Regions from separate parts of the Mus musculus genome. Here region 1 is linked to region 2. Evidence: chromatin loops called from intact Hi-C (ENCODE). Cell type or tissue: left cerebral cortex. All regions are shown on one strand. Links, peaks and the distances in the headings refer to the core of each region. The heading gives the core; the rest is flanking DNA. Region 1 has its middle 92 kb from the start of 1810046K07Rik. Region 2 has its middle 180 kb from the start of 1810046K07Rik.

Evidence for each region. A loop is a pair of places that touch in the nucleus more often than their neighbours do. Peaks named below come from ENCODE experiments on the same cell type or tissue, not always from the same donor. Only the 100,000 strongest peaks of a DNase experiment are listed, where the experiment ranks them.
Region 1: a loop joins it to region 2, with 13 times the contacts of the local background. A loop is called at or near these places in 2 of 42 quality-filtered maps.

Annotation. Positions count from the first base shown.
Region 1 is chr9:51,412,453-51,429,346 of GRCm38, forward strand. No RefSeq gene overlaps it. Among named protein-coding and RNA genes, the nearest start is that of 1810046K07Rik, 92 kb to the left of the region's middle. In left cerebral cortex, for the core only: no CTCF peak of the experiment used is centred there; DNase peaks (open chromatin) are centred at 10,316, 11,090, 12,013 and 12,391; H3K27ac peaks cover 1,193 bases.
Region 2 is chr9:51,500,999-51,517,892 of GRCm38, forward strand. No RefSeq gene overlaps it. Among named protein-coding and RNA genes, the nearest start is that of 1810046K07Rik, 180 kb to the left of the region's middle. In left cerebral cortex, for the core only: no CTCF peak of the experiment used is centred there; DNase peaks (open chromatin) are centred at 6,491 and 6,778; H3K27ac peaks cover 705 bases.

The DNA.
Region 1 (16,894 bases), core at 5,383-13,382, 87 kb before region 2:
ATTATAGTAACTGTTAATTTGATGGGTTTGAATACAAATTGGTGAAATGGTAGAGCTTCTTCAGATGGGCAAGGTAAATGTTCTGAACATAAGGAAAAAGATTACTTTAGCCCTGTAAAGACATTAAGTTATTACCTGATAAAAACACATTTGACTTATTATTATTTGGATAGTTTTGATAAATTGTCTCATGAAATCTTTACTGTGAGATAGATCCTGTTACTAATACAATTTTATCAAAAGGCAGCTTTTTAAAAAACCATTACAGAGTGAAAATGGAGATCAGTGATTAGGAGTGCCTCTGCTTCGAACCACAATAGTTATTTAAGAAATTGCTTTTCACTTAAACAATATCCAAATATCATGTGAATAAAAACATACTAAATTGTTTAATAAAATGAAAGGTACTGTTCCAGGTGGGCACAGACACTTTTGTGTTTCCCTTTCCTCATCTCCAAGCCTCATTAGAATGACAACAGAGATTTTTTTTAAAGGGCATACATTTACAAGGCCACAAGGCCATGAGTATATTGATCTTAGATTGGAAGCAGGAGTTTGGAGGGATGAGAGGGGAACTGACTTTACTGACCCCAAAAGGCAGAAATCTAAGCTTGTAGCATGGACAGCCAATAAAAGCAAACAGATCTGATCTGCAGAACTCCAAAAAGGCTCAGGAATTTGAGACCACAGGTATCTGGAAAAGTAAGAAGTGTAGACTCTAGCTGAAAACAGATGGATTATTTGGAAATCTCATTTGTCTTAGCTGTTAGATCTCCAGGTCCCGTTTTCCAGAGCAAATGTCCCTCTATCCTCTGGCCAAAGATTTGAAGGATTTAGCATTGAAGGAGGGTGAATCACAGGGTTCACCAAACCAGAAGAACTGCATTCTTCAGATGAGATAGAGCCACTTGTCTAACAATAGGAGGAAGTAGGTAGAGGTCCGTAACCTGAAATGGAAGTTCTAACCTAGGGTTTCTCAGCTTCCTGGATAAGGCTCATGGAGCTTGCAATCAGTACCTATATCTTGAGCCATGAGACTGGTAAAGATTCTAATGTGGAAGACACAAAGTCCTCAACAATGAACTTCTATAGAGACCACATTTATGATCCATCAAAAAATACAACCCTGTCCCTATCATACCACATGGTAGTGAACCCAGTGGTCAGAAAGCCTACGTAGAAGCATTTAATTTCAGTCATGTACCCACAAATTATCAGTTGTTTGAAGAAAGACCTTGAGTTATAAATAGAAAATGAAAGACTTTTAATAATCTCAGAATTAAAGAAAAACCTGCTCAGAAGGACTAAGTTACAATAAACCTCTTAGGTATTAAAAATAATAGCACAAATTAAACACTGTTAGAATGAGAAGCTTGGGCAGTGACTCTCAGAAATATTTCAGAGTATTTCTCCTAAAATTGTGTGTGTTGGGGAGAAGAGTAAATACAAGAATATGGATGGGTAGTTGATATGATATCATAGGTAATAATAGAAGTTCTAAGAAGGACATAAAGAAAACATGATTAAGAGCACACTAAAAAACAAAGCAAAACAAAATATTTCCCAGAACTATAGTCATGAATTCTCAAAGCTTCCCTATTGGACAACAAAATAGGACATAAAAAAATGTGAGCTCAAACGAAGAAAATATTAAGTATTTTAGGATATCAAAGATGAAGAAAAATGTCTCTAGAGAGAAAGACAAACTATTACAACTTGACACATTTTTGTGATGCTGTGTGAGGATACCTGAGACTAGCTAGTCAATAAATAGTCAGTGTTTATTTGGCTGGTAAATCTAGAAATATGAGAGAATGTCATACTTTATCACTTCATGGCAGAAGGTCAACAGGGCATGAAAGTACATGACCAAGTAGGGACTGAAGTCCTTGAATATGTTCTGTGATAACCAATACTGTCTTGTAGTAACATCAATCCATTATAGAATTCTTATTACCCTATCATCCATATGACCCCACTTCTAACACTATTGAGTTAAATGATTAAGTTTTCAGCACATGAACTTTGGGGATGCATCAAAGTAACAATCAGTTAGTTGCATGGAAATGATCAGAAGTCAGAATAACACTTTAGAAAACAACAGACAGCTAAAAAGTGATATATTTGTTTAGGGTTGTAGGGTATCTAAAGAAATGAATTGACATAAGAATTGCATATTAATTTATGATCTAAGGAAATTATAACTACATTCTAAACTAGAATAAGATAAACTAGAATAAGAATAGTTGCTTTGAAGAGGCAACTAAACTATGTTGAAGGCTTAAAAGATAAGATCTATTGTAATAAGATTTATGTAGAATTGGCCTTAACTTCTCTCCCTTAAGAAAGATACCATATCTTCACACAGAGTTTTCACTGTCTTGCATTTGAGACAGTGATATCAAAGTGATCTTTTGATTCTGTTCTTTTCAAGTTTCCTCAATGTTAATCATCAGCACACCAGAATAGTATGTTTTAATTCCTTCAATTTGTAAGCTAGGATTCTATACCCAGCCAAACTAAGCAAGCAAGCATGAAGATAAGAGAAAGATACCTTAGGAATTACAAATTCTTAACGTAGTGCTTGAATATCACTTTCATGAGGCATTTGAAGGATGTATTTATTTAAATTCAGGGCATCATCCAAAAAGAGAAGTAAATTGTCTTGAAAATGAAGTATTTTCCATAGGAGCAAGATAAGGGGGGAACTCCTGAGTCTGCCAGACAAAATGGAATGAAAGAAAACACACATGGGCTTCCTGCTGTAGTGGAACTTAGCTGTTAGAGTTGGAGATGAGCAACAGTTATACAATGAGCCCAACAACTGGATTCAACAAGGAAATCAGTAATTCCATCAAATAACCATTAAAAACCAAATTATACTATATTGAACTATACACACTGAGTTGTTTTATGCGATCATAAATGAAACAAAGGGCCTGGAGAGATGGATTGGGGTTTAAAAGTGCTTCTGGCTTTTGAAAGGACTGAAGTTTGTTTTCCAGTCACTGTTAGAACAAACCTGTAAGCCTGGCACCAGGGAATATGGCATCCTTTTTTGGACTCTGTGGGTACTACACTCAAATGTGTGTTCATGTGTGTATGCGTTACATATACACACATGCACACACATCTTAAATCTGTCTTTAAAAATCTAAGTAATAAACGTTGATCCACATAGCAGAGTGAAAACTAGCAGAAGACAAGCTTGCAGTGGATCCTTGGTTTCTGTGGATTCTGCATCTGCACTGTGAGCATCATGGGAATCAAAAACCCTTTGAAACTAGTTGTATCTATAATGAAAATACACTGAAGTTCTTCTTGCCACTATTCTCTAAATAACACTGTAAGGTGAATATTTGCATGGTTATTCTGACAGGACTTGAAGTATGAGGTAGGGATGTATATAGGTTATATTGAAATACTATGCTATTTTATAAAATGTACTTGACCTAGAGTTAGAAAGAACAATTTGCAAATTCATTAGGAATAACAAAAAGCCCAGGATATCAAAAACTATTCTCAAGAATAACATCCTGGGGGAATCAACATCCCTGACCTCAAGCTATCTTACAGAGCAACAGTGATAAAAACTACATGGTATTGGTACAGAGACAGGCAGGAAGATCAGTGGAATAGCACTGAAGACCCAGAAATGAACCTTCACACCTATGGTCACTTGATCTTTGACAAAGGAGCTAACACCATCCAGTCGAAAAAAGACAGAATTTCCAACAAATGGTGCTGGTTCAACTGGTGGTCAGCATGTAGAAAAATGCAAATTGATCCATTCTTATCTCCTTGTACAAAGCTCAAGTCCAAGTGGATCAAGGACTTTCACATAAAACCAGACACATTGAAACTAATAGAAAAGAAAGTGGGGAAGAGCCTCGAGCACATGGGTACAGGGGGAAAATTCCAGAACAGAATGCCAATAACTTATGCTCTAAGATCAAGAATTGACAAATGGGACCTCAACATTGCAAAGGTTCTGTAAGGCAAAGGACACTGTCAATAGGTTAAAATGGCAACCAACAGATTGGGAAAATATTTTTACCAACACTAATTCTGATAGAGGGCTAATATCCAATATATACAAAGAACTCAAGAAGTTAGATTCCAGAGAACCAAATAACCCTATGAAAATTGGGAAACAGAGCTAAACAAGGAATTTTCAACTGAGGAATATTGAATGGCCAAGAAGTACCTAAAGAAATGTTCAACATCCTTAGTCATCAGGGAAATGCAAATCAAAATAACCCTGAGATTCCACCTCACACCAGCCAGAATGGCTAATATCATAAGCTCAGATGACAGTAGATGCTGGTGAGGATGTGGAGAAAGAGAAATACTCCTTCATTGTTGGTGGGATTACAAGCTTGTACAACCACTCTGGAAATCAGTTCCTCAGAAAATTGGACATAGTCTTAATGGAGGACCCAGCTATACCACTCCTGAGCATATACCCAAATGATGCTCCAATGTATAATAAGGATACATACTTCACTATGTTCATAGAAGCCTTATTTATAATAGCCAGAAGCTGGAAAGAACCCAGATGTCCTTCAACAGAGGAATGGATACAGAAAATGGAATACTGAAAATGGATACACAATGGAATACTACTCAGCTATTAAAAACAATGAATTAATGAAATTCTTAGGCAAGTGGATGGAACTAGAAAATATCATTCTGAGTGAGGTGACTCAATCACAAAAGAACACACATGATATGCACTCACTGATAAGTGGATATTAGTCCAAAAGCTTGAATACCCAAGATACAATTCACAGACCACATGAAGCTCAAGAAGAAGGAAGACCAAAGTGTGGGAGCTTTAGTCCTTCTTAAAAGGGGGAACAAAATACTCACAGGAGCAAGCATGAAGACAATGTGTGGAGCAGAGACTGAGGGAAAGACCATCCAGAGACTGTCCCACCTGGGGATCCATTCCATTTACAGTTACCAAATGCAAACACTATTGTGGATGCCAAGAAATGTATGCTGACAGGAGCCTGATTGGTTGTATCCGGAGAGACTCTGCCAGAGCCTGACAAATACAGGGACAGATGCTCACAGCCAACCACTGAACTGAGCATGGGGTCCCCAATGGGGTCCCTAAGGGAGAACTTAGAGAAAGGACTGAAGGAGCTGAAGGGGTTTGCAACCCCATAGGAGGAACAACAATATCAGCCAACCAGACTCCACAGACCTCCTAGGGAATAAACCACCAACCAACAAGTACACATGGAGGGACCCATGGCTCCAGCTGCATATGTGGCAGAAAATAGCCTTGTCTAGCACCAATGGGAGAAGGGGTCCTTGGCCCTGTGAAGGCTCCATGCCCCAGTGTAGGGGAATGCAAAGGCAGGGAGGCAGGAGTGGGTGGATTGGGGAATCTCCTTATAGGAGCAGGGGTAGCGGGGACAGAATAGGGGGATTCCAAGGGGGGAAACTGGGACAGGGGATAACATTTGAACTGTAAATAAAGAAAATATCAGAAAGAAAGAAAGAAAGAAAGAAAGAAAGAAAGAAAGAAAGAAAGAAAGAAAGAAAAGAAAAGAAAGAAAGAAAGTTTAAAATGTACTTGACCATCTGCAAGACTCAGAGTTTTGGGGATGCGGGAACCTATTCCCTGTGGATACTAGGAAATGCTTATATGTGTTTATGAGAGTTCGAGGCATATGGACGTGACCATCAGGGGACAGGAAGTGACCTTGGGGGGACAGGAAGTGACCATGGGGGGGCAGAAAGTGAGGACATAAGAATTAAATTCAAATCTTACATAGAAGTAATCAATAGAGTAGTGGTTCTCAGACTTCCTATTGCTGCGATCCTTTAATACAGTTCCTGATGTTGTAGTGACCCCAGACCATAAAATGATTTCCATTGCTACTTCATAACTGTAATTTTGCTAGTGTTATGAATCATAATATAAATATCTGATATATGGAATAGCTGATATTTGCCCATGGTGAAAAATATTATTCAACCCCCAAATTGGTCATGACCTACAGGTTGAGAAACACTACAATAGACAGTGTAAAATTCAAAAGTGTATAAATAAGCAGTTTAAAATAAACTATTTAGAAATGTGGAAGTGAATGGCAGAAACAACAACAACAATTACAATGACACCAGAGCAAGGAGGGCAGGGGCAGTTTCTGGGCAGTGTGGATGGGAAGCAGATATCAGGGGTGAGGGAGGTTTCCTTTTAACACACCACTTAAATAAGAATAAACATGAAATCAGAAGATGACAAAACATCTTCTTAACATCTAACTTGACAAGCATCTTGCTCTATAATTCCTCAGAAATCAGGACTATTGTCACTTATTTGCCAAGTATCTAAATGAGGAGGAATTGGAAGCTAATCCCAAAGTAGTAAAGCAAGAAATTGACCAAATTCCCCATACCTTTACTTCAAAACCATTCAAGGATACATGCAACACTCCTCAGTATATTCAGAAGGTCATTCAATAAATATTTTTGAATGAAGGATTGGAGCATGTGCAACAAATGTTCCAATCTTGTAAAATAATGAAACTGTACCTTTTTTCAAGTATGAATGTTTTGGATTATGTACAGTCTGCAAGTTCAATGCTACTTACATGGGGTCTGGCCATCCATATGGGAGATGCTTGGGAAGTGTTTGGAAGGAATTGAAATTTTTAAGTGCCCTAGAGACCTGGTGGGGCCAAGAATGGAAGGCGGGGTGCTTTCTGTGGACTTGGTGCAGTTTGATTTGTCACTTTCTGTTGGAATGAAAATGAAATTCGCAAATTCCTAGAGACTTTTACTGCGAGTGAAATTCCAAGCTTTTATGGTCCTCGTCCGTAAAGGAGCTTACTGGCCTCCATGGCTTAGATTACTGACCCACATCTGGATTCTTGATGGATCCATGGTTTTCCTCATAGACTGTAAATCACATCTAAAATGAAATGTCTTTTAATCTAGTCCAGTCCCCAGCCACTTGTGTTTTGTTAGCAACTAAAGAATGTAACTTAGACATAAAAAGTCTATGCACATGCCTGTGTATATAAATGTGTGTGTTCATTATTCCTGTTTGACATTCTGATTCTTTTGTTTTTCTGTAATTGAAATCTTCCTCTGCATCGATGACACTCATGATAAGGCTATCTCCCTTCTAGTATCCTTCCCTGCTTATTTTTAAAGGCAAAATTTCATGTTGTTGGTATGCATTTATGTGTGTACATATATGTACCCAATGGTAAACATGTGTGTGTATGTGTGTGAGCGTGAAGGCTGGAGATCCTCATGTGTTATTTCTCAAGGTTGCTGTCTACCTTGTGTTTTGAAGCAGGTTCTCTCATTGACCTGATGTTCACCAAGTGTAGGCTTGCTGGCCAGCACATCCTCAAATTCTCCTGTTTCCACCACCCAGCACTGGGATTACAAGTGTATCCCCCACACCTGACTTTGTTCATGGGTTCTGGTGGTTCAGTTCAGGTTCTTGTGCTTACATGGCATGCTGTCAACCTATGGTGGCATCTCCCTTTTCCTACTTAAATAAGTATCAGAAGATATGTGAGGAGACATCGCCTTTGTAACATAAGAGCTTTTGGGCTGATTAACATGCCAGGTTCTGTCCTAAGTATTTTACTCATTGGGACTGACCTGGTTCTTTTCTATTTATTATCCACTGTTGCTCTGGGAAATAGTCATGGGTGTGGTGCATTACAACACTTTATTATCTTGATTGTTCTTTAGTTCAGGAGCCCAACACGGTTGAGTAGATCAAAATCAAGGGATACATCTTGTTTTTATTTTATTTTCTGGGCCTTCTAGAAAAGAATGTTCCTTTGCCTTCTCTACCTTCCAAAAGTGGCTCCTATTACTTGGCTCATGTTCTTCGTCTGTCTTTAAAGCCTAAACTAGTCAGTCAGTCTCTCTCTCTCTCCCTCTCTCTCTCCCCCCCTCTCTCTCCCTCTCTCTCTCTCCCTCTCTCTCTCTCTCCCTCTCTCCCTCCCTCCCTTCCTCTCTCTCCCTCCCTCCCACCCTCCTTCTCTCTCTCTTCTCCCCCAACCACTCCATCTTTAAGAGATTTTGTTATCCTCTATCTGCAGCTTCTTTCCCTTTGTGGTGTGGCAACAGGTTCAGAGGATCCCAACCTGGGTGTTTGGATGCACTGCTCTGTGATCTATGCATCTTCACAATGCTACAGAACCAACTGATGCTACTGTTACTATCGTTCCTACTTGGCAAGTAAGAAAGAGACTGTGTTGAGTTCTGGAGGTCTCTAAGATGATACTCACATAACTCATTATCCATGTATTGTCCTGCTTTTAAACACTGCAGAAGGATGTAACAGTGTCCTTTTCTGTGCCTTTGCTTATTATGGGCATGCTTTTTCAGCTTTTCTTTTTTTTTTTCTTTAATTTTTTTAACTTTTTAAAAAAATTAGGTACTTTCTTCATTTATATTTCCAATGCTATCCCAAAAGTCCCCCATACCCTACCCCCAACTCCCCTACCCACTCACTCCCACTTCTTGGCCCTGGCGTTCCCCTGTACTGAGGCATATAAAGTTTGCAAGATCAATGGGCCTCTCTTTCTTACCCCATTTTAGCCTAACATGTCTACACACACTTCCACACCCATGCAGCAACCCATTAGAGCAGTGGTTTTCAACCTTCCCAGTGCTTCCTTGTGTTGTGCTGACCCCCAACCATGAAATTATTTCGTTGCTGCTACATAACTGTAAAATTGCTGCTGTTATGAAACATATTGTAAATATTTGTGTTTTCTGATGGTGGTAGGTGACCCATACGAAATGGTCATTTGACTCCCAAAGGGGTCATGACCTTCAGGTTGAGAGCCATTGCATTTACAGGGTGTAGGCCTGCATGCCTCTCCAGTCTGACAGTCTCCCATAACTGTCAGACTTCACTCCTTTTGGCTCCAGTGATACCATTCATCAGGGAGACTTTCCTTGGCCATTGTTTCTAAAAGTGTAGCCCCCCCCCCACACACCTTTGTTTTTCTTCATAGCATTGTCATTAGTCAGGTCCATGTAATATGTGTATTATTATTTATCTCTTTTATTAGAATATTGTCTCTACAAAGACATGCTTTTATTTTGTGTGTCAGCATAGGCCCTCAATAAGTATGTCTCCAATGAATAGAGTAACAGCAAAATATTTTCTAATTAAGCAAAGTCACTACCTATAATAAATATGTGCTTCCCTCATGTCCAGTTACTGCCCATTTGTAAGTATAATTTCACACATTTAATTATAGACTAGAGGCAGTTATGTGCGTGTGCACATAGACACACACACACACAGACACACACACACACAGACACACACACACACACACACACACACACACACACGTAAATACTTAATCTTATGCACTTTCCCTTCTTAAGATTCTTAAGAAGAATTAAGATTCTTAAGAAAAATTTATTTTAATTGCTATACAAAACTAATATGTTTTTCCCTATTATGCTATTACACTAACAATGGTGTACTTGTTAACTAACACCTTTCTACTTCATGTCCTTCAGGATATACTTTGATCCTCTATTATTGAGAGATTAATCTTTGTCAGGTAACTTAAACTCTTTGTGCTCATCTTCTTATTATAAAGAGAGTATCTAGATTATTACTGTTAATATAGTATTAGCAAAGTTACCAGACAATGGCTGCTTTGGTAGATTTCTACTTTCCTGTATTTTCATTCCTTTTTAGGAAATTGCTGTTCAAGTAATGTTTTATTGCATATTTGTTGTGACTGATAGTTTCTTTAATTGCAAAATTTTTCATATATAACACCAATATAACCAAACCAGAATAAAGAAACAGAAAAAAGACAAGAAATACACCACACACATACACACAGAGAAGGAGAAATAGGGAGAGGGAGGGAGCAATGGAGGGAGGGAGGGAGGGAGAGAGGGAGGGAGGGAGGGAGAGAGAGAGAGAGAGAGAGAGAGAGAGAGAGAGAGAGAGAGAGAGAGAGAGAGAGAACACATATAATATACAAGCAAAAGACCAGGAAGGTTAAAAAAAAGCTCAAACAAAACAGCATGAAACAAAGGTCTTCAAAAATACCATTGAGTACATTTTGTATTGGCCATCTATGGCTAGGAGTGGGGCCTACCCTTTCCCAAGTGTGGGCTGTATACCCAGTGAGACTGTTAGAGAAAACTAACTTTTCCTCTGCAAGCAGGTGTCAACTACAGATCGCCTCTTGGCTATGGCTGGGATCCTCTAAGCACTCCACCCCCTCAGCCCCAGGATCCTGTCTGGCTTGAACCTATGTGGGCCTCCTGTGTGCTTCCACAGTCTGTGAGCTCACGTGAGCACCAGGTCTGCTGTGTCTGGAAAACAGTTGCTGTGGTAGCATCTATTCTCTCCAGATTTTACAGTCTTTCTGTCTCCTCTTCTGAATAGGTTCCAAAGCCCTGATGGGAGGGGTTTGATGAAGGAGACAACCATTTAGGACCGACTGTCCCAAGGTCTCTCAGTGACTGGCTCTTTTTATATTATGTTAGGATAAATACTCAGGAATTGGATTAATGAGGTGGAGTGGTATAAAATACATAATAAATAAATTAAGTAGAATCCATTTGCAACAACTATTTGTATCTTGGTTTTAAGTATAAATTCCCTTAAAGATCAATAAACAACATATTTTTGAAGAGGTTATTTATTAGCAGTTGTTTCATTTAACATATATAGTTTTTATTGTTTCAGAAATATTTTTCTTGGTTCCAAGTAATCTTTTAAGCTCTTTAAGGCTAAAATTTTTTCTTTGCCTTTATACCTTAAAAATGTTCATACTTTTGTTTAAATCTGAGAACCAATTCCCTCAGCCCCTTCTGGAATGTGGATTGCTCATTCACTCTGGCTCCGGCTTGCCTTTGAGTCTCTTAGAATTGTGTCCAGTTATTTCCTCTGAAGGATTTTTTTTTTAACATTGAGCACTCTTTCTAATTTAACAGTTTTTCTTAAAAATAGATACATCATCAGTGTGTTGTTACACTTGTCTCTGTCTTTCCTGGTCTCAATTTAGCTATTGCATCTGTGCAAAGTGGCGTGGGAGTTATTTATATCTCTGCCATCCACTGGGGATGCATGATTCCTGACATTTTAATTCCTTTAAGCATAAAAGCAGATAGAAGGAAAAAAAGTCAGACTTTATGCCACGGGGACTGAACAGATTGCTTACCATGGTTAGCAGTGCATACCATCCTCCGCGTCTTCTTTCTGAATTAGAAATACAATTTTATAGATGGTGTCCCCAAATGACCAGATATTTTTCTTTTAAATCAAATTTCTTAGGAAATTTTGCCCCGGGGGTTTAAAAAGTCTTAATTGGTTTGCGGAAGGGCTGGGGGTGGTGGAAGGCTTTGGAGGTCTGCAGATGTGAGTTGGCCATTGATAGCTGTGACCTCAAGCCTTGGCTTTGCTCTTACCTGTCAATACCTGAGCTGTCAACGGATGTAATATTCTCTAGCTCAAATGGTGGTGTTAAGAATGGAGCAAATGAAGGCCTGCAGAGTACATGCAAAGTGTCAGACACATGGTAAATGCCGAAGTGTTACCTAATATGATAACAAAGGGGAACGTAATAGGCTTTACATGCAAAAGTGCAGAAATCTTGATACCCACTGCTGCTGACTTAACAGATCTGCTCAGGCTTCCCATGGCAGAATCCCGTCCTCCAAGGGTTTGAATGCTTAATTGAATTCAGAAACATCACTCAATAGTGGTTTTAATGTCTGCATCAAATTATGACATTTAAAAGGTCTCAAACATAATAAAGAGGATTCTAACCTAGTTACACTGTTAATTTTATAGACAGAAGAGTAGAGTTCACTTTCCCAAGATGATATAATCATGGCATCATAAACTGTAAGATCTGAGGGATCACTGCCATCTCATACATGACACCTTGGCCTTAGGAGGCAGAGCTGGTTGACAGTAAAGAAGAGCTTTCTGTCTGGTGGAATGCACCATTCAAGCCATGCAACCTCAGTATCTAGAGCACAGGAAGCACTGTACACAGAGCCTCCAGCTACAGAGATCATAGGGCACAGTCTGGGCTATTGAGGTACTTACTGTCTTACTCCCCTGGATTTGAGTCCTGGGCTGTAAGTGATGAGGCTTGTCTTGATGGAGGCTGACACTTGTGATACATCTCCATCCTAGTTTACTGGCTACAATTAGTCTCTACTTAGTCTGTTTTCATTTGTATCAAGTTGCCTGGGACCCTAGCAGGCTGTCACTAATCTTTAACTGAAGGCTTACCTTTCCGTTGAAGGAGTCTCCTTATTTTTTCCACGTTTCTTTCATCTGCCATGATCTGGTTCTAGGCTAAGCCACCAGATGCTCTGAGACCCTGTGGTGGTAGTGGGAAACTCATGCCAAGTTAGGTGCCTAGGATTTCTCTGTTGGTATCAGGCAATGGTAAGAGCCCTGCACGGGAGCCACTGGCCAGTCTTTGCTGACACAGCATCCAGACTTTCCCATCTGGAGTCTGAGCTTCCTGTCACCCTTTCCCCCCTGGGAGCACCCAGTTGTGCTTGAGGAGCAGTCACTTCCGCATCAAGCTGCTTTTTCAGCTCACCTAGAAATTAGGTCTAGATTTGGCTCTGCCCCAGCCTCTTCCTAGCCTATACCAGGGGGTCCGTTCCAGAATTCACAGTTCCATGCTTTTCTGACTTGTGTTCCCTAAGCCCGCGCTCATGCTTAGATAATCTACAAGGTTTTTGATTTTCTTCAACATCTTTGCTGTAGTCAATGATTTTTCAAAACATGACAATCATGTAAAGAATTTCTATAAATACCAAACTCTGTGTGTGTGTGTGTGTGTGTGTGTGTGTGTGTGTGTGTGTGTAGGTCAGTGGTTGTGTGTGTGTAAGTCAGTGAGTGGTCTTTGTGTGTGTAGGTAGGTAAGTCAGTGGTTGTGTGTGTGTGTAAGGCAGTGGTCTTTTTGTATGTGTGTGTGTCAGTGTGTGTGTGTGTAGTCAGAGGTTGATATCTGGTGTTATATTCCAGTGCTTTCCTCCTCTTTTGAGATAAAGTTTCTCAGTGAACCTGAAGCTTGATGCTAGACTAGCTGGTTAGAAAGACCCTGGGATCCATCTATCTGCCTCACGAACACTGGGGTTGTAGTTGTGTTTCATGACATCTAGCTTTAAATGTGTGCTGGGTACAAACCCAGGTCCCTGTGCTTGTGCCGCAAGGACTTTACCCCACTGAGCCATTTTTCCTAGCCCAATGAAACAATTTTTTTTTTGAGAAACCAAACTTAAGAAAATAGTGTGTGTGTGTGTGTGTGTGTGTGTGTGAGAGAGAGAGAGACAGAGAGACAGAGAGACAGAGACAGAGAGAGACAGAGACACTATAAGGGGGCATGATTTTTCAGAGTAGATATTCTGAAGTTCTCAATTATTTTACATCCATTCTTTTTTTTCAGTTTTTTTTAATTAGGTATTTTCCTCATTTACATTTTCAATGCTATCCCAAAGGTCCCCCATACCCACCCCCCAATCCCCTACCCACCCACTGCCCCTTTTTGGCCCTGGCGTTCCCCTGTACTGGGGCATATAAAGTTTGCAAGTCCAATGGGCCTCTCTTTGCAGTGATGGCCGACTAGGCCATCTTTTGATACATATGCAGCTAAAGACAAGAGCTCCCGGGTACTGGTTAGTTCATATTGTTGTTCCACCTATAGGGTTGCAGTTCCCTTTAGCTCCTTGGGTAATTTCTCTAGCTCCTCCATTAGGGGCGTGTGACCCATCCAATAGCTGACTGTGATCATCCACTTCTGTGTTTGCTAGGCCCCGGCATAGTCTCACAAGAGAGAGCTATAACTGGGTCCTTTCAGGGAAATCTTGCTAGTGTATGCAATGGTGTCAGCATTTGGAAGCAGATTATGGGATGGATCCCTGCATATGGCAGTCACTAGATGGTCTATCCTTTCGTCACAACTCCAAATTTTGTCTCTGTAACTCTTTCTATGGGTGTTTTGTTCCCATTCTTAATGTGCAGTAGTATTTGTAACAGGAACCACAAAGTACCCTGGCCAAGATCTGAGCTTTCCTAAAAACTGGAGCACGATGTACTGAAAATGTGGGAAGTCACCATGGAAGGAAAGGCAATCAGAATTAGCATGCATTCTGATGTTGCAGTTGATGTGTTTAGGTGGCTTGTAGAAGATGGGGTCCAGATCATGAAATAATCCATTATCATTAAATCCCGATTTAAATCCTGAAAGATGAGTTGGAATAGCAGATTTTCTTCTCATAGTGGCTATGTCAAAGATTTCACGATGTTTCAAAAAGATATATATTTAAAAAAAAATAAACAGCACTTTCAGTTTATTTACAGTTATCCTAACCATCCAAGGTTCTAGATAGTATATATCCTTGAATGGCCCAAGGTATCCTGGCTCTGTTGGCCACACTGCTTTCCACAAAGGGCTTGTGTTTGACCATGACTTTGTTAGTTCATCTATAGTGGATCTTCTCTTCCCCTCAGAGGTTCTGCTCATCATAGGCAGTACAGAATGATAGTGTGGAGAGCCCTTCAATGCTGTTATTTTTCTGAGATCCTCCCCAGTTTGATCATCTGGCCAAGCATGGCTAAGGAAACAGACTGGGGCAATGGAATGATCTTGGAATGGAAGTCGAGGATTTCGGATTCATTTCTGTTTTGCTAGTCATTTCTTCTGGGTCTTCAGCAAATGAATTTCCCAACCCAGGGCAAAGTTCTGAGTTGCATCATCATCCTGCCACTTTGATGCTTTAGTATTTAATCAGCTTCAATAAAGGTTCGTCTCTCTGTTTTTTATTTACTGTAATAAGTATAAAGATGAGGTCGTCAGTGATCTTGTTGGGATATTGGAGCTAAAACTCTTCAAAAAAGCTTCTGTGACAATATTATTTCAAGGCAAATGACATTTATCTCTCAGTGAGGTACCAAAGGAGGAGTGATATTTACATTCTGCTTTTTGATGCCTGTATTTTATTGACTACATTAAACTTTGCATTTAAACACAGTCTATGGGTACAATTTATTAGGAAACTAAATGGCAGTGACATTTGGTTCAGGCAAATGAGATGGAAAGGTTACATTTGCATGAATCCATGCCTCAGTTTTTTAGCTTTAAGTTCTGGATGGCAGCAAAGCTCTCTCTAGTCACTAACCCATGCAGAGTATGCACGGATCAGAGCATAATCTGTTTGGAACTAGGCATGACACTTGCCTCTCATAATTCTCAAATGAATAGCCCATAGGTAGCCGAATGGAGCAGCGTAGGGGAATTCTCTTCAGTCAAATGGGTGGAGCTCCTTCCAATTGACTGCTTTCTCTCAGTCCAGCCAGCGCCATTGGACCAGATCTCCAGTGATGTTATTTCCCTCAGATACTTTGCCAAACCTTCACCACGTGTATCTGAGGCCACCTATATAACCCTATGTCTTATTTAGGGTTTTACTGCTGTGAACAGACATCATGACTAAGGCAAGTTTTATAAGGGACAGCATATATTTGAAGCTGGTCTACAGGTTCAGAGGTTCAGTCCATTATCATGAAGGCAGAAACAATCCAGCATCTACGCAGACATGGTACAAGAGGAGCTGAGAGTTCTATATCTTCATCTGAAGGCTGCTAGCAGAATATTGGCTTCCAGGCAGCTAGAAAGAGGGTCTTAAAGCCCACACCCACAGTGGCACACCTATTCCAACAAGGCCACCCCTTCTAATATTGCCACTCCCTGGGCCAAGGATATACAAACCACCACATCCTAGGAGCCTTCAGAGCTCTCACATCCCCGAAAGACTAAAGTCATTCTACCAGATGTATAGAAACACATGCTTACTTTGTATTAGGCATAGTCAGGTGATTACAGACAGCAAACCTTCCTTGGTGTTGCTGGGTAGAGCAGCTAGCTGGCCCAGAGGTCTGGGAACATACTACCTACCATGTCATCCCTGAATCTGACTATGGTTGGTCCTGATGTTTAGAACAATCAGTTGAGTGTTGTCGTCGTCGTCTTCTTGTTCTTCTTCTTGTTCTTCTTCTTGTTCTTCTTGTTCTTCTTCTTCTTCTTCTTGTTCTTCTTGTTCTTCTTGTTCTTGTTCTTGTTCTTCTTCTTCTTCTTCTTCTTCTTCTTCTTCTTCTTCTTCTTGTTCTTCTTCTTCTTCTTCTTGTTCTTCTTCTTCTTCTTCTTGTTCTTCTTCTTCTTCTTCTTCTTCTTCTTCTTCTTCTTCTTCTTCTTCTTCTTCTTCTTGTTCTTGTTCTTCTTGTTCTTCTTGTTCTTCTTGTTCTTCTTGTTCTTTTTGTTCTTCTTCTTCTTGTTCTTCTTGTTCTTGTTCTTCTTGTTCTTCTTGTTCTTCTTGTTCTTCTTGTTCTTCTTGTTCTTCTTCTTGTTCTTCTTCTTGTTCTTCTTGTTCTTCTTCTTCTTCTTCTTCTTCTTCTTCTTCTTCTTCTTCTTCTTCTTCTTCTTCTTCTTCTTCTTCTTCTTGCTCTTCTTCTTGCTCTTCTTCTTGCTCTTCTTCTTGTTCTTCTTCTTGTTCTTCTTCTTGTTCTTCTTCTTGTTCTTCTTCTTGTTCTTCTTCTTCTTCTTCTTCTTCTTCTTCTTCTTCTTCTTCTTCTTCTTCTTCTTCTTCTTCTTCTTCTTCTCCTTCTCCTTCTCCTTCTCCTTCTCCTTCTCCTTCTCCTTCTCCTTCTCCTTCTCCTTCTCCTTCTCCTTCTCCTTCTCCTTCTCCTTTTCCTTCTTCCCTCCTCCTCCTCCTCCTCCTCCTCCTCCTTCATTTTTGCCCCCTTTACAACCTGGAAGCCTGTCTAAACACATACCCATGCTTTCACCTCTGGGCAGGAATTTCTTTCCCAAGGCCTACCTTCTACTAACACATT
Region 2 (16,894 bases), core at 3,401-11,400:
GTCAGAAATGTATTGGAAAAACTTTAAAAAAAAATGAAGGACAGAAGGAGAAAGTGATAGTAGACAATAAAGAGAAGAGACAGAGAAGGAAGCAGTATGGATAGAGGGAAAGTATATCAGATAGGGTTAAAGGGGCCTTAAAATGTCCTGAAGCAATGGGCAACATGCTCTTCATGATGTAGGTGCTTTCTGTCCCATCTATCTTCCCCCAGACTTGAGGAAAGTTGGTTATATACTAGAGTGGCTTGTGTGACTGGTTTCTGAGTCAAGATAGGTAGAAGGATAAAGTTCCTGTCTCTAGAGTCCATCCTGTTCTCAGCTTACAAATCCCTGTTCCTCTAAGACATGAGCCCTTCTGGGCTGGAACTCTCAGACTTTCCTCACCCAACCTTAACCAAAGCCCCTTAGGCTCATTTTTTGCCTAAGGCTCATTTACACATCAGGCTTACTATCCTTCCTCCGGAATCATTCTGGCCTCATGACGTCAAACAGTCTTTGCTGAGTCCTGCATTCTACCTAGCTCCTTCTGTGACTACTCAGAGTAAACTTCTCCACAAGGGACCAGCCTGAGTTTACACAGGTAGGGCTTGAGGTAGCACTTGGATGAGTCTGCTGAGTCCTGGTGCAGTGCATACTCACAGCTGGGCTATGATTCTATTGTACATCTGGGGGTCTGCAACAAACCAGTGTCTAGTCAGACCACTGGTAGTTTTCTTTAGATGAGTTGTATGAGGAATCAGAAAGGTAGAATCTGCCCAAGCTTGGGTCTAGGGTGTCCCTCCCATGCATCTGAAACCTGAAACCTGAAATTTTTGAGCAAAAGACCAGGTATGCAGATGTTTCTAGAAAGTACAGCAAGGGGAATGAAATTTATACCAAGGGGGCTCCAAGAAAGCAGTAAAGATGTGCTCTTTGAGAATTATGTAGGAGCTGAGCTGCTTCTGATCTGACATGGAGTTAATTATTTCAAGTATTTTCCTCCTCCAAATCGTGAATACACTTAGCCTACCAGGGTCCAAGAGCTAAAGAGGAGCTCTTGGAAGACAAGGAGAAGATATTTTTCTTCAGACCAGGGATACAGAGGATCAAGGGATGAAAAGGAGATTGCAGGCTCTGGGAGAGATTATGATGGTGTCAGGACCTCTAAAGTGGTACCTGGAAACAGACTAGAGACAAACAACCTCACCATAGACCCCTGGGCCATGACTGTGTTCCAAGAAAGGCCAGGAGCAGAGACAATGGAGGCAGAGTGACTTCTCACCCAAATTCCACAGCCTGTGTGTAGAGAACAGCCCAGACAGGACACGGATGTCTTCAGAATGCTGAGTTCTGTTTCCTCAGCAGTTCCTTGGAGTGAGTGCTTGAATTCACCTTGCATTTATCTTACCTCATAAAAGCTAAAGAAATGGAACCTTGTCCATGTGCAGAAGATGGCCAAGGGGATTTCTGTTCCCTTTTCTCTCTCTCTCTTCACTCAGGTTGGAATGAACTCTCCTAGGGTTAAACTTACACTCTGTTGTTCACAAGTTTTTCTACCTTAGAAAACCCCTCCAAGCCTCAACTTCCTCATCTGTCAAGTTATGGCAATAATTGCTCAGATTTTAAAAAGTGGAAGACAGTGTTCAGTAGGAAATACACAAGAAGGATGCAGCAAATGCCTGGATCCCACTCCAGTGTCTATTGGCTGTAGTTATGAATACGTTAGAATATTTTGCCAGGCCCACATCCCCAAGAGCCCTGAACTGCCCACAGATTGTCTAGGTTAGACTTCTTCAGTTATTCATTTGAGTTCTGGTAGTGATCTTCCACCACGGTTCCCAGTGGAGCCTTCTAGAATTCTCATTGCTAATTCTGAGACTTAACTGAGACCTGACTACAGGAGGCTGGCCTTTCCCTTGCACTTGTCCTCATGATTTCAGTGCTAGTGTTTTCTTTCAGTGTTTTAAATGTGCTTTGTCTTAATATTGACTTGACCTTTGTTCATACTGACCCTCTGCCCTGAATTCTCTCCCTTCTTGTATATGTGGCCAAATTTGCTCACTCTTTATATATTGGCTGAGAAATAATTTATCCAGAAAAGACTTTATATTCTTCATCACGACTAAATCCTTTTATATACTCCTGTTATGCGTGAAAATTCATGTAGTGATCCTCATACTTATATAACAGTTGCCTATTGTTTTTTCTTTAATACATGCAAAACTCAATGAGGGCTATGGTAATAAGAGTCCTACTGTGGCTGGTCACTTGTACAGAGTCTAAAAATGCTTCACCTTAGGTCTATAACATTCCTAATCATTTTCTGCATGCTGTTGGCTCATTAGCTCATGTGTAACTCCATTGAAAAGTTTCATGAGTTTGTACTAGTTTTACAAAGCATTGGGTTTCATAATGATGTTCTTGTTCAAGAATATCTTATACATCGACTACATTCATTTCTCTCTCCCATCTCCCTCTGTCCCTTCCCCTTCCTCTTCCTAAATAGTCTTCCTTCAATTTTCATGCTGTGTGTGTGTGTGTGTGTGTGTGTGTGTGTGTGTGTGGGTGTGAGTATAATTTGCTTAATTTGCTTCCATATTTTAGAGGAAGCATTCAATATTTGTTTTTCTGGACCTGGCTTACTTCACTGTCTTAATTCTAACCATTTTTATGCAATTAATATAATTTCATTTTTATAGCTGCATAAAACTCAATTGTACACAGACATCACATTTGCTTGGTTTATTCACTTGCTCAGGGACACTGAGGCTGATGGCATGATTAGACTGTAGTGAATAGTGACAGAGTAAACATGGATCAACAGGTGGCTCTGTAGCATGCTGGCTTAGATTCCTTTTGGAGCATACCCAGGGTGGAATATGGTTGTAGTATGTGGTTCTAGTTTGAACGTCTTGGTGGCTTCACTAGTTTCCATGGTGATCAGCATTATATAATATTCCTTTCCCCTGACTTCTCTCATGCTGACAGGAGTGAAATGACAAATTTCCCCCATGTAGTTTTGATTTGCACTTCCACAACAACTAGGGACGTATAACTCTTCACTTCTCTCTTTTTATATTTGGTTGGGACCAAGACAAACATAAGAGGCTGATATTTTCTATAGTGACAACAATAACAACAAAACCTTTGCTTTGTATAATTAACTTTTCTTAGAAAAATAATTCATACTTTTAGGAGAATAAAATATAAATGCAAAGAAATGAAAATCATTACAGTCTCTTTCTTATAAATCTGTAAAAATATGTCACTTCTATATACTATATTGTAACCTGAGGGTTTTTGTTTTTTCATTTATGAATGCATTTGGGCACATTCCAATGTTTAGAAATATGTAACATGTTTTAATGACTGGATGTATTAAATAACATTATAAAATTGTGTTTAATTTCTCCATAGTGGACATTTAGATTTTTCTGTTTTATTTGTTTTTAATATGGTGAACCACATCATAGCAACTCTTTTTGCTCCTAAGTCTGTTTCTGTATCTATGTTTTCTTCCTTTGATTAAATTCTTATGAATGAGGGGCTAGAATGATGGCTCAGTGGTTAAGAGCACTGACTGCTCTTCCAGAGGTCCTGAGTTCAATTCCCAGAAACCATGTGGTGGCCTACAACCATCTGTAATGAGATCCAATGACCTCTTCTCTGTGTGTGTCTGAAGACAGTGTACTAAGATATATAAAATAAATAAAATTTCAAAACATTATTTATTATTAAAAATTCTTATGAAGGAACAACTATATCCAAGGACAGTTTTCAAAGTTTTCCAGTTCACACTGCCAAACTGCACCTGAGGTTTCAGGAATGTATAATACAAAGTATGGTGGGAATTTTTTCTGAATCTTCTAAGCAGTGTCTCTCAACCTTTCTAATGCTGAGACCCTTTAATACAACTTCTTATGTTATGGTGACTACCAACCATAATGTATCGTTGCTATTTCATAACTGTAATTTGCTATTATATGGATCATAATGTAAATATCTGATACGCAGTATATCTGATAGGCAACTATCAAAGGAGTCATGACCCTCAGGTTGAGAAATGCTGTTCTACCATGTTTTCCATGGCAGAGCTTGTTGCCTATTAGAATGGCTCAGTAAGCCCATCTTTTCAATCCCTCTAACCAGATAGCCATATGTATTAGGATTGCCATTGCTGTGGAGAGACACCATGACCAAATCAACTCTCATAAGGATGATATTTAACTGGGGCTGGCTTATAGGTTCAGAGGTTTAGTCCATTATAATCAAGGCAGGGGCATGGCAGTGTCCAGACAAGCATTGTACAGGAGGAGCTGAGAGTTCTACATCTTGTTCTGAAGGCAAACAGGAGTAGACTGCCTTCTAGGCAGCTAGGAGGAGGGCTTCAAAGCCAACATCCACAATGACATCCATCCTCCAGCAAGGCCACACCTACTCCAACAAGGGCACACCTAATAAATAGTGCCACTCCCTAGGCCAAGCATATTCAAACCACCACATCATAGCACTCACTTCATCCTCACCTTTCTCTCAATGAGATAGCAATTATTTCCTAATGGCTGCACACATGCTGTATTTAAAAAACAAGCTCAATGTGCTAAAAACCTCTTCTATAAAGGTGTCTAGCCACTCATTTAATTACTCTACAGTATAAATAAAACACAGTAAAGATTCTCATCTATCAGTGTGCAATGTTTGATATCTAGCAATGGAAAATACAGACCCTTTCTTCAAAAGACTGGGAAGCAGTCTTTGCATAAAAGCAAGGCATGGTTACCTGGTGTGATCACACCTTTCTTTTAAGAGTCAACACTAAGGCAGCTTCAGAGTGTTTGTAGATATTTACTCCGAATGTGCTTAAATCTCTTAGCGCTGTTTGCAACCTAGCACTCCTGCTAAATCTTTTTCTTGTAGTATCAGTCTTCACAGTCAATTTCAGAGGTAGGCACCACTGTCTCAGTTTATATGTGAAGAAAGTGAGGCTTAAAGTCATCCATACACACACCCACAAACCTATTGAATACTGACCACTGCATTTAGCTGTCTGGTGATATGTGTAGACTTGATAAGATTGCTTTAATTGGAACAAATTCTTGACCAAAGTATGTTCAGAAAAAATATGAAGAAATTATTTAGAATTTATGATTGCTTTATAAAATGTACCTTTAAAGAGATGGGTGAAGTATAGGAAAGTTGGGGGATACCTAGAACATAGGGTTTCTAAAAACCTTAGGATAAGAGCATACTGGGATGGGACTGGATGGAGGCCAGAAGGAAAGCACTCAGCGCAGAAAGAGTTCATCCCCATGCACAGAAACACAGAAAGGAGATACACAGCTGGAAGGAGGGAGAGGTAGGAGGTGGTGGGAATTCTCTTATTGAGCCCATTTTACTTAGGAGAGTCATAAGCAAGGCCAGTAACTGAGATGGAGACTGGGCATCTAGTTTGCTTCTCCGTTGAGGTGATAAAGCTCTGGTCAAAAGCATCTAGGGAGAGAAGGGTTTATTTGGCTGACAAGTTACACTCCATCATCAAGGGAAGCCAAAGTAGGAACTGAAGCAGAGGTTATAGAGAAAAGCTGTTTATTGGCTTGCTCAGCTACCTCTCTGATACAGCTCAGTCACACCAGTGTAAGGATGGCATTGCCCACAGTGCTAGTCTGATGGAGATAATTCCACAATTGAGGTTCCCTTTTCCTGTGTATGTCAAGTTTACAACAAAGATTAGCCATCATTTCATGTGTGTGTGTGTGTGTGTGTGTGTGTGTGTGTGTGTGTGTGTTGGTGTTTGCGGGGAGGGAGGTTCAGGGAGGCTTGAAGAGAGCAGAAGGATGACTTGATCAGATGGGAAGTCAGAGAGTATAGGGGTGCATAGATGGCTGTAGGACAATATCGAAGGCCCTTTTGAAGATGGTACTCATAGGTTTAGATTAATCAGTAAGGCAATATGTTTTTCCCCTCATAGGCCAAGAGGTAGCTATAATTAGTGTACCAGTTAGCTTAGCTAGGCAAGCATTTCAAAGGTGAGGGGTACGAACATTAAGGGTGTATGCAAGGGGATAGTGGTACATGATCATGAAACTTTAAAATTGCATAATGGGTAAAAGCGGCCCATGCAAATGAGACAAGGTAGTGAAATATTTCTAAAGAAATGCACCAAATGTCCTGATTGAATGAAAGTATTGATGGATGCCAGGTGAACAGTAACAGTCAGGGAGGGGGATAAGCGAAATGGGAAATTGGTTGTGAATTATACAGTCCTCAAGGTCATGCAATGTCATGTTGCAGAGCTGGCTGAACCTAGAGCCCACCTGAGACCTGGGTAGTTGATGAGAGATGTTTCCACTCACAGAAGCATAACTGGTCTTAATGTATCATCCATGCAAATGAGACCCCGTGGCTTTCTGTGGGTGAATATTTATAGCTTCACATGAGGACAGAAATATGAAAATTTTACCTCCCCCTCCCACTTCTTACAGAAATAGCAACCAGTTCAGATGGGCTGGGTTGAGTCCACAGAGAACATATGTTTGGCTGTGAGGGGGAAACAGAGAAAGCCAGCTAATGTGAGGCTGTGCTGTCCCTCATGAGTTGGGGGATTAAATGTCACTTTGTGAGGTTGTGTCTGTGTGGTTTTTGCCATGAAGCTGGTCATTACCTTCCCAGCTCCCTATCTCCCCTATGGGTGATGGGCGAGAGTACCTACCCTCATTCCCCAACAGCAAAACATGGGCATGCCTCAGACTTGTGCTATGTATGGAACAGAATTAAATGAGAAACAGACCCTGAACTGCACTGAGTATGTGAGGCAGACTGATGACAGACTAGGAATGCTGAGAATAAGGCTGGGCTCCCATATGACTGCTGACAGTAAGGGTGTTAACTCTAAGTTCCCTGACTATATCCAGTTGCCACAAGGCGCTGTGTGCCCTTCCTGTAACAGCCTGTCTCTGTTCTGTCTCTGTGGCACATTGCACACATGCATGAGGTGCGCATACACATGTATACACATATGCATGCATGTGCACACACATGTACACACACACACACACACAAACCTAGAGTAGCATGTATAGGATTCACGAAAGCTATATGCCTTGAGACCATAGCCTAAGTTTTGAATATTGGGAAAAAATATACTATGCAGTCCATTGAGCTTCTGTGGTCATTTCTGTGAGGAGCAGTAGTTACTCAGACTGTGAGTCTTGGATGTTTTTGACTCTTTGGCTTTCACACAATTATGTAATTTGGTAAATGCTGCTTCTTCACTTCAGGTTTCTGAGGTAATACAACTGAAGTGCTGGTTGTCTGTCTGTGCTCTTCTTCCCCATATGCCCTCAATGAAAGGAGCGGGGTTTCCCTTCAGGAGACGGGGATGCTTGTTTTCTGTCTAAGGGGAGTTTTATGCTTCATTGATTTCAACTAAATATGTGACTCAACTACAGACTCATAATTTAGTGATGGGATTGTCTAGAGAGAATAGGGAAATGAAAATACAGAAGTATATGTGTGTATGTCTCTCTGTGTAATTATATCTATATGTGTGTATGTATGTGTGTATGAGGTGTATTCATGTCCATATATATGAATGTAAGTACATATGAGTATCTGTGTATATGTCAACATGTATGATATGTACAATGTATGTATGTCTACGTGTGCATGTGTGTGTGTGTGTGTATTTTAGTATGTGCTATGGAGTGGTGAGCAGAGAGCTTAGATACTGAGAGAGACTAATGAAAGTAAGGTATGATAAACAATAGTAACAAAATATACAGGGGTTGGGGGAGCAAGAGATGATTCTAGAAGTATCCACCTAGCTTTTTTTAATATGTAGACTAAAACAAATTAAAGAAAATAGAACATAAAACTGCACATCCTACTCATATATGAGCAATGATTTGTCCAGTTCTGGATGACTCAATGATGAAGTCAATGTCTTTAGAAACAGTCTGCCAAGCTAATGTACTTGACTTAGCATGGGAAAGGTGATAGTTTGGGTCAAGAATCTCACAATGATAACCAGTCACTGAACAAGTCTTGGTGCTATACCAAGGTCCTTTAGGCTCAGTTTTCTGGTTTGTTTTTGAGAGATGCTTTCCCAACATTGCCACTGAGCTATGAACCTTCCTGTTTCAGCCTCTGAATAGCCACGACTGCAGTTGTACACTAATGAGTCTAGGTGCTATGTACATATTCCTGTTATATTCCTTGCAATAACTGTAAGAGGGAGCGGATGCTTACATTTGTAAGTGAGAAAGGTAAGAGCAAGAGATGAATTACTCACACACGCTGCAGCATAGCCTTCAAATAGGCTCGAACCCAGGACCAGCTGTCCCTAAAGACAAGCTCTTGTCTTTTCCTCCATCACACCTGATTTTTCTTGTTTATTTTTATTTCTATTCTCATGTCCACAATAGCTTCTCACAGGCATCCTATACACTTAGCCTTCGTATGATAACTCAGACATCAGACTCTTCTACTCTGTCCGTAATCACACTCCACTTGAATTAGAAGAAAATTCAAGACTCCATTCCAGTGTATAGGCTGTAGTAAGAATTCACTATGTGACATTGGAAGAAGTTGGGGATTTGTCTGACTCTTTGTAGGTGGCTTTCCCAGGACTTATGGTCATAAGTTCTGAGCATTTTTTATTGAAGTTGAGTCTTGTCACTTCATTACGTTGTTTTCAAGTACTATGTTTTTCTATACCACGAATATCCAGTGTGTAGGTATACAGTCTAGCACATGGCAACTTCCTTAAAAATACTACTGGAAAAGTTTTGTAACAGCATGAAGGAGTGACTGTAAATCTTAAGGTGTGTAAACTTTCCTTTTAAAGTTGCTTCAGGTAAGTTTTATAAGATGTGTGTTAGTGATGCAACTACAACTTCAAAATACCTGTAAACCATTGATTATTGATGGCTAGTGATACTTATGAAAACCAATGAACAGATCAATCATTTGTTCATCAAACAGATGGTTGAGAAGCACCATCTCTATCCAGCAAACTGTTATTTCTAAGATCCTGGTCATTCCCGCCATCTTCTGCCTGAACCCAGAGGAGGCTGCCAAGAACCCCAGAGGACTCTCCATGCTGCAGGACCTCGGATCACCTCTGGATCACCGGTGAGTGGAACACAACATCAGCTCCAAAGAATTGAGGAGGGTCTTGTGCCAGCAGGAACAGGGACAAAGGAACTCTGCCCGACCAGAGGTTGGGATTCATTCCGGTCTGGGCCAGCCTCCAGCCATCTTCAATGCAAACCCGGTGGAGGGTCCAAGGTCCCCAGAGGAGTCTCCACACCTTAGGCCCCCTAGCACACCAAGGACCTTGGGATCACTTGAGAGCATGTGGACGGCTGAAGCAACAGAGCTTCTTGGACAGGGTCCCTTTGGGCCTTCATCCTCAGCCAGGAGGCAGAGCTGAGACCCAGACCCCAGGGCACCTTCCTTGCCAGAGGAGAGTTGGCCTCCAGGGAGGGCTCTGATCCCAGGACTCAGGAAGTGGATCAGAGCTCCAGACTTCTGGACACCTTCCCTGCAAGAGAGAGCTTGCCTGCAGAGAGTGGTCTGATCACTGGGACTCAGGTGAGAGTTGGACTCCCAGAAGTGCTAACAGAATCACAGGAGGAACAAGCTCCAGCAAGAGACAGCTAGAAAATCTAACACCAGAGATTACCAGATGGCGAAAGGCAAACATAAGAATATTGCTAACAGAAACCAAGAACACTGGGCATCATCAGAACCCAGTATGCCCACCACAGCGAGTGCTAGATACCCCAACACACCCAAAAAGCAAGACTCATCTCATGATGGTGGTAGAGGATTTTAAGAAGGGCATTAATAACTCATTTAAAGAAATACAGGAGAACACAGCTAAACAGGTGGAAGTCCTTAAAGAGGAAACTCAAAAATCCCTTAAAGAACTATAGAAAAACGCAACCAAACAGGTGATGAAATTGAACAAAACCATCCAAGATCAAAAAATGGAAGTAGAAAAAAAATGAAGAAAACACAAAGGGAGACAACTCTAGAAATAGAAACCCTAGGAAAGAAATCAGGAACCATAGATGTGAGCATCAGCAACAGAATACAAGAGATGGAAGAGAGAATCTCAGATGCAGAAGATTCCATAGAGAACATGGGCACAACAATCAAAGAAAATGCAAAATGCAAAGAGATCCTAACTCAAAACATCCAGGATATCCAGGACACAATGAGAAGACCAAACCTACGGATAATAGGAGTTGATGAGAATGAAGATTTTTCAACTTAAAGGGCCAGCAAATATCTTAAACAAAATTACAGAAGAAAACTTTCCATACCTAAAGAAAGAGATGGCCATGAACATACAAGAAGCCTACAGAACTCCAAATAGACTGGAACAGAAAAGAAATTCCTCCCGACACATAATAATCAGAACAACAAATGCACTAAATAAAGACAGAATATTAAAAGCAGTAAGGGAAAAAGGTCAAGTAACATATAAAGGCAGGCCTATTAGAATTACTCCAGACTTCTCACCAGAGACTATGAAAGCCAGAAGATCCTGGACAGATGTTATACAGATACTAAGAGATCACAAATGCCAGCCAAGGCTACTATAGCCAGTAAAACTTTCAATTACCATAGATAGAGAAACCAAAGTATTCCATGACAAAACCAAATTCACACAATATCTTTCCACAAATCCAGCCCTTCAAAGGATAATAAAGGGAAAACACCAACAAAAAGATGGAAACTACACCCTAGAAAAGCAAGAAAATAATCCTTCAACAAACCTAAAAGAAGATAGCCACAAGAACAGAAGCCCAACTTTAACAACAAAAATAACAGGAAGCAATAATTACTTTTCTTTAATTTCTCTTAACATCAATTATTCAATTCCCCAATAAAAAGACATAGACTAATAGACTGGATCCACAAACAGGACCCAACATTTTGCTGCTTGCAGGAAACTCACCTCAGGGACAAAGACAGACATTACCTCAGAGTAAAAGGCTGGAAAACAATTTTCCAAGCAAATGGTATGAAGAAACAAGCTGGAGTAGCCATTCTAATATTGAATAAAATTGACTTCAAACCCAAGGTTATAAAAAAAGACAAGGAGGAGCACTTCATAATCACCAAAGGTAAAATCTACCAAGAGGAACTTTCAATTCTGAATATCTATGCTCCAAATGCAAGGGCAGCCACGTTCAAAGCACACATTGCACCTCACACAATAATAGTGGAAGACTTCAACACCCCACTCTCACCAATGGACAGATTCTGGAAACAGAAACTAAACAGCGACATCTGGACACTAACAGAAGTTATGAAACAAATGGATTTAACAGATCTCTATGGAATATTTTATCCTAAAACAAAAGGATATACCTTCTTCTCAGCACCTCATGGTACCTCCTCCAAAACTGACCATATAATTGGTCATAAAACAGTCCTCAACAGATACGAAAATATTGAAATTATCCCATGTATCCTATCAGATCACCACAGACTAAGGCATAAATAACATAAGTAACAGCATAAATAATCTAAAGCCAACATTCATGTGGAAACTGCACAACACTCTACTCATTGATACCTTGGTCAAGGAAGAAATAAAGAAAGAAATGAAAGACTTTTTAGAGTTTAATGAAAATGAAGCCACAACATACCCAAACTTATGGGACACAATGAAAGCAGTCCTAAGAGGAAAACACATAGCCCTGAGTACCTCCAAAAAGAAACTAGAGAAAGCATACACTAGCAACCTGACAGCACACATAGAAGGTCTAGAATGAAAGGAAGCAAATTCACAGAAGAGGAGTAGATGGCAGGAAATAATCAAACTTAGGGCTGAAATCAACTAAGTGGAAACAAAAAGAACTATTCAAAGAATCAACCAAACCAGGAGCTGGTTCTTTGAGAAAAATCAACAAGGTAGATAAACCCTTAGCCAGATTAACTAGAGGGCACAGGGACAGTATCCTAATTAACAATTTCAGAAATGAAAAAGGAGACATAACAGAACCTGAGGAAATCCAAAACATCATCAGATCCTACTACAAAAGGCTATACTCAACAAAACTGGAAAACCTGGATGAAATGGACAACTTCCTAGACAGATACCATGTACCAAAGTTAAATCAGGATCAGATTAATGATCTTAACAGTCCCATTTCCCCTAAAGAAATAGAAGCAGTCATTAATAGTCTCCCAACCAAAAGAAGCCCAGGACCAGATGGGTTTAGTGCAGAGTTCTATCAGACCTTCAAAGAAGTCCTAATTCCAACTCTCCTCAAAATATTCCCCAAAATAGAAACAGAAGGTACTCTACCCAATTCATTCTATGAAGCCACAATTACTCTGATACATAAACAACACGAAGATCCAACAAAGAAAGAGAACTTCAGACCAATTTCCTTTATGAGTATCAATGCAAAAGTACTCAATAAAATCCTTGCAACCGAATCCAAGTACACATCAAAACAATCACCCATCATGACCAAATAGGTTTCATCCCAGGGATGCAGGGACAGTTTAATATATGGAAATCCATCAACGTAATCCACTATATAAACAAACTCAAAGACAAAAATCACATGATCATCTCATTAGATGCTCAGAAAGCATTTGACAAAATCCAACACCCCTTCATGATAAAAGTCATGGAAAGATCAGGAATTCAAGGCCTATACCTAATCATAATAAAAGCAATATACAGCAAACCAGTAGCCATCATCAAAGTAAATGGAGAGAAACTCAAAGCAATCCCACTAAAATCAAGGACTATACAAGGCTGCCCACTTTCTCCCTACCTATTCAATATAGTACTTGAAGTCCTAGCCAGAGCAATTAGACAACAAAAGGAGATCAAGAGGACACAAATTGGAAAGGCAGAAGTCAAAATATCACTATTTGCAGATGATATGATAGTATATATGTTACCCCAACAATTCCACCAGAGAACTCCTAAACCTGATAAACAGCTTCAGTGAAGTAGCTGGATATAAAATTAAGTCAAACTTTATATGTCCCAGTATAGGGAAACGCCAGGGCCAAAAAGTGGGAGTGGGTGGGTAGGGGTGTGGGGGGGAGGATATGGGGGACTTTTGGTATAGCATTGGAAATGTAAATGAGGAAAATACCTAATAAAAAATTAAAAAAAAAATAAAATTAACTCAAACAAATCAGTGTCCTTTCTCTACACAAAGGATAAACAGGCTGAGAAAGAAATTTGCAAAACAACACCCTTCACAATAGTCACAAAAAATATAAAATACCTTGGTGTGACTCTAACTAAAGACGTGAAAGATCTGTATGACAATAACTTCAAGTCTCTGTAGAAAGAAATTGAAGAAGATCTCAGAAGATAGAAAGATCTCCCATTCTCATGGATTGGCAGGATTAATATAGTCAAAATGGCTATCCTGCTGAAAGCAATCTACAGATTCAATGCAATCCCCATCAAACTTCCAACTCAATTCTTCACTGAGTTAGAAAGGGCAATTTGCAAATTCATTTGGAACAACAAAGAACCTAGGATAGCAAAAACTATTCTCAACAATAAAAGAACCTTTTGGGGAATCACCATGCCTGACCTCAAGCTGTACTACAGAGTGATTGTGATAAAAACTGCATGGTTATGGTATAGCGACAGACAGGTAGATCAATGGAATAGAATTGAAGACCCAGAAATGAACCCACACACCCATGGTCACTTCATCTTTGACAAGGGAGCTAAAACCATCCAGTGGAAAAAAATGATAGCATTTTCAATAAATGGTGCTGGCATAACTGGTGGTTATCATGTAGAAGAATGCAAATTAATCCATTCTTATCTCCTTGTACAAAGTTCAAGTTTAAGTGGATCAAACACCTCCACAGAAAACCAGAGACACTGAAATTTATAGAGGAGAAAGTGGGGAAAAGCCTCAAAGATATGGGCACAGGGGAAAAATTCCTGAACAGAACAGCAATGGCTTGTGCTGTAAGATTAATAATCAACAAATGGGACCTCATAAAATTACAGAGCTTCTGTAAGGCAAAAGATAGTGTCAATAAGACAAAAAGGCCAGAAAAAGATTGGGAAAGGATTTTTACCAATCCTAAATCTGATAGGAGACTAATATCCAATATATACAAAGAGCTCAAGAAGCTGACTCCAGAAATTCAAATAACCCCATTAAAAATGGGCTACAGTGCTAAACAAAGAATTCTGAACTGAGGAATACCAAAGGGCTGAGAAGCACTTGAAAAAATGTTCAACATCCTTAATCATCAGGGAAATGCAAATCAAAACAACCCTGAGATTCCACCTCACACCAGTCAGAATGGCTAAGATCAAAAATTCAGGTGACAGCAGATGCTGGCGAGGATGTGGAGAAAGAGGTACACTCCTCCATTGCTGGTGGGATTGCAAGCTTGTACAACCACTCCCTGGGCCAAGTGTATTCAAACCACTACAAACAGCAATGTGAAAGTGTCAACTGAAAAAACTCTTCCCCAACTTACTTTTTGGCTATGATGTTTTGTTGCAGCAATAAAAAACTCTAAGACATTTTCCTCATCTAAATGCATTTGCATCACAATAGAAAGGATAGTCAGAAAATCAACTTAGCAAAAGTGTTTGTAAGCCTGCAGTCAGTACAAAATATATGACTACCCAAAGCTTGGAGAGGAATTATGTCCAGCTTGGCATATTTCCACAAAGAATTATTTCTTACCTCAGGAAAAATATACTAGATCTAAAATCAAATGTCTTCTGCCCTGGTTAATTTTTTTATCAGCTTGATGTAAACTCAAGCTATCTGCAAAGAAGAACCTCAATGTCTCAGTCAAATTCTCCATGGGCAAATCTGTAGGGCATTTTCTTAATTAGTGAATGATGTTAGAGGGCCCAGTCCACTGTCGGTGGTACCATCTATAGACAGATGGTTTGGGGGTATATGAGAAATTAGAATGAGCAAGCAATGGGGAGCAAGCCAGTGATCATCATTCCTTAATGGCCCCTTCTTCACTCCCTGCTTCTAAGTTCCTGTCTTGAGTTCTTGCCTTGACTTCCCTCTTCAATGAATTATAAACTGAAACTCTAGCCTGAGGTTGTTTCTTACCATGATATTTTATCAGCACAATAGAAACCTAACTAAGGCAACATCCCAGGTGCCATGATAGTTAATTTTAGGCTTTATTTTACCTGTATTTGAGGAACAACTACAAAACTATCAACACATAGCTTTAGATGTTTCTGTGAGTGTTTTTCTATATTGGAATGTGGGCCTGTAAAATGGCTAGGGAAAGTCCATCCCTAGTAGAGGTGAGTACTGTCTGAGAAGCCCCATTGGAAAAGAAAGCAGAAGAAAATGAAAATGCTGTGTGACTCTTCCCCCTTGTAGAATACTTTCTACTTTCTACTTGGTGCTGAAGGATTTAAACTACATAAATATTTACATAAGATTTCTGCTTTTTCAGTGCAAAACCATTGTGATTTTTTAATGTGAACTGTCACTAATAAGTTCATGTGCATGAATGTTTTGTCCCCAGCCAATGGTTTTAGGAAGAATGTGGACCCTTAGAAGGTGGAGCCTTGCTAGAGTAAGTGAGTTAGTGGATGCAGATCTTGAAGTTTGAGAGCCACTCTGATATACCTTCTGCTTCCTGGGAAATGTGACTTGCCACCATGTCTTCCCACCACACCCTCTTAAATTGTGAGCCAAATAAAGCCTTCTTCCCTTAGATTGCTTATTGTCAGATTATGTAGTCAACCCAATGGAAAAATATGTGATATAACACTATACATATCATGGGGCTGGGAGTTAGGAAGGATTCTCATTAAAGGAAATTACAGCATAAGTGGGGAGCTTATATATACATGCTTGAGGCATGTGCAATTCTTCCATGACTCAACATGGTTAGCAACAGTGAATGGTATCGAATTATCCTGTTGAAGAGCCATGAATAAGGTGACTAAGGTGATTCCAGCATATACACTGCCATTTTCAAAAGTCACACCCTCTATAGCCTCATTAACTCTCTTTTGGGGGGTAGTTAGGTTGAATACAATCTTTTTATGCAGAGGGTAGATATTTGTTGAAAGTGAAGGCCAATTTGAAAATGCTTGGTGTCTGTTCAAAGAATGAGACATTCGTATCAGAGAAACTTTGAAATGCTAGTCAGAAAATAGCAACTGTCAGCTGCCTATTCCAAGACAAAACCATCATTGTACCCATCATCTGGAGATGACCTCAGAGGAGATGTAGCTGATGCTCCTTGGTGTCCTGCATATATCCCATTGAATCTTGGCACTGATTCCCAGTATTTACCATCTGCCTCTTGTTCCCTGAGTGTACTTTTTGATTTGCTTTCATCATGGCTGCCTAGAAAAACTGAGATTTGCTACTTCTGAGAATCACCAGCTGATAACTTGTGAGAAGCGGCTTGCATTTCCCTACTCTCTTGTCCCTCTGTTGGTTCATACACTAGCTTCTCTCAGAATTCTCTAGAAGGATTAAACTTTAGTTGACTATGGTGGTGACTTACTTCATGACACATTCTTGGTTGGTTTTCATCTCTTCCTAGCCTACTTCTCTGTTTCCCTGTTAATGTTCCTGGGTCCAACTCCTAAATAATTTAATTAGATTTGAATCTTCATTACAAGGTCTACTTTTGAAGAAACCAGATTAAAACAAAGGTCATTAGCTGTTCTCATTACAGGTTTTCTCACTTTGGTCAAACCAGCAGCTTAGATAATCTAAAGTTCCGTTGTTATAAACCAGTGTTGAAAATCTAAACACCCACAGAAAGGAGGCAAGTTACATAAATGGGAGAAGTGAGCTGGATGGAGATGCTAACCAGATGGTACAGAGCCTGTCTCAAAAAGCCAGCTGCTCTGCAGCCCCGGCCAATTGTTGCCATGTGGAAAAGT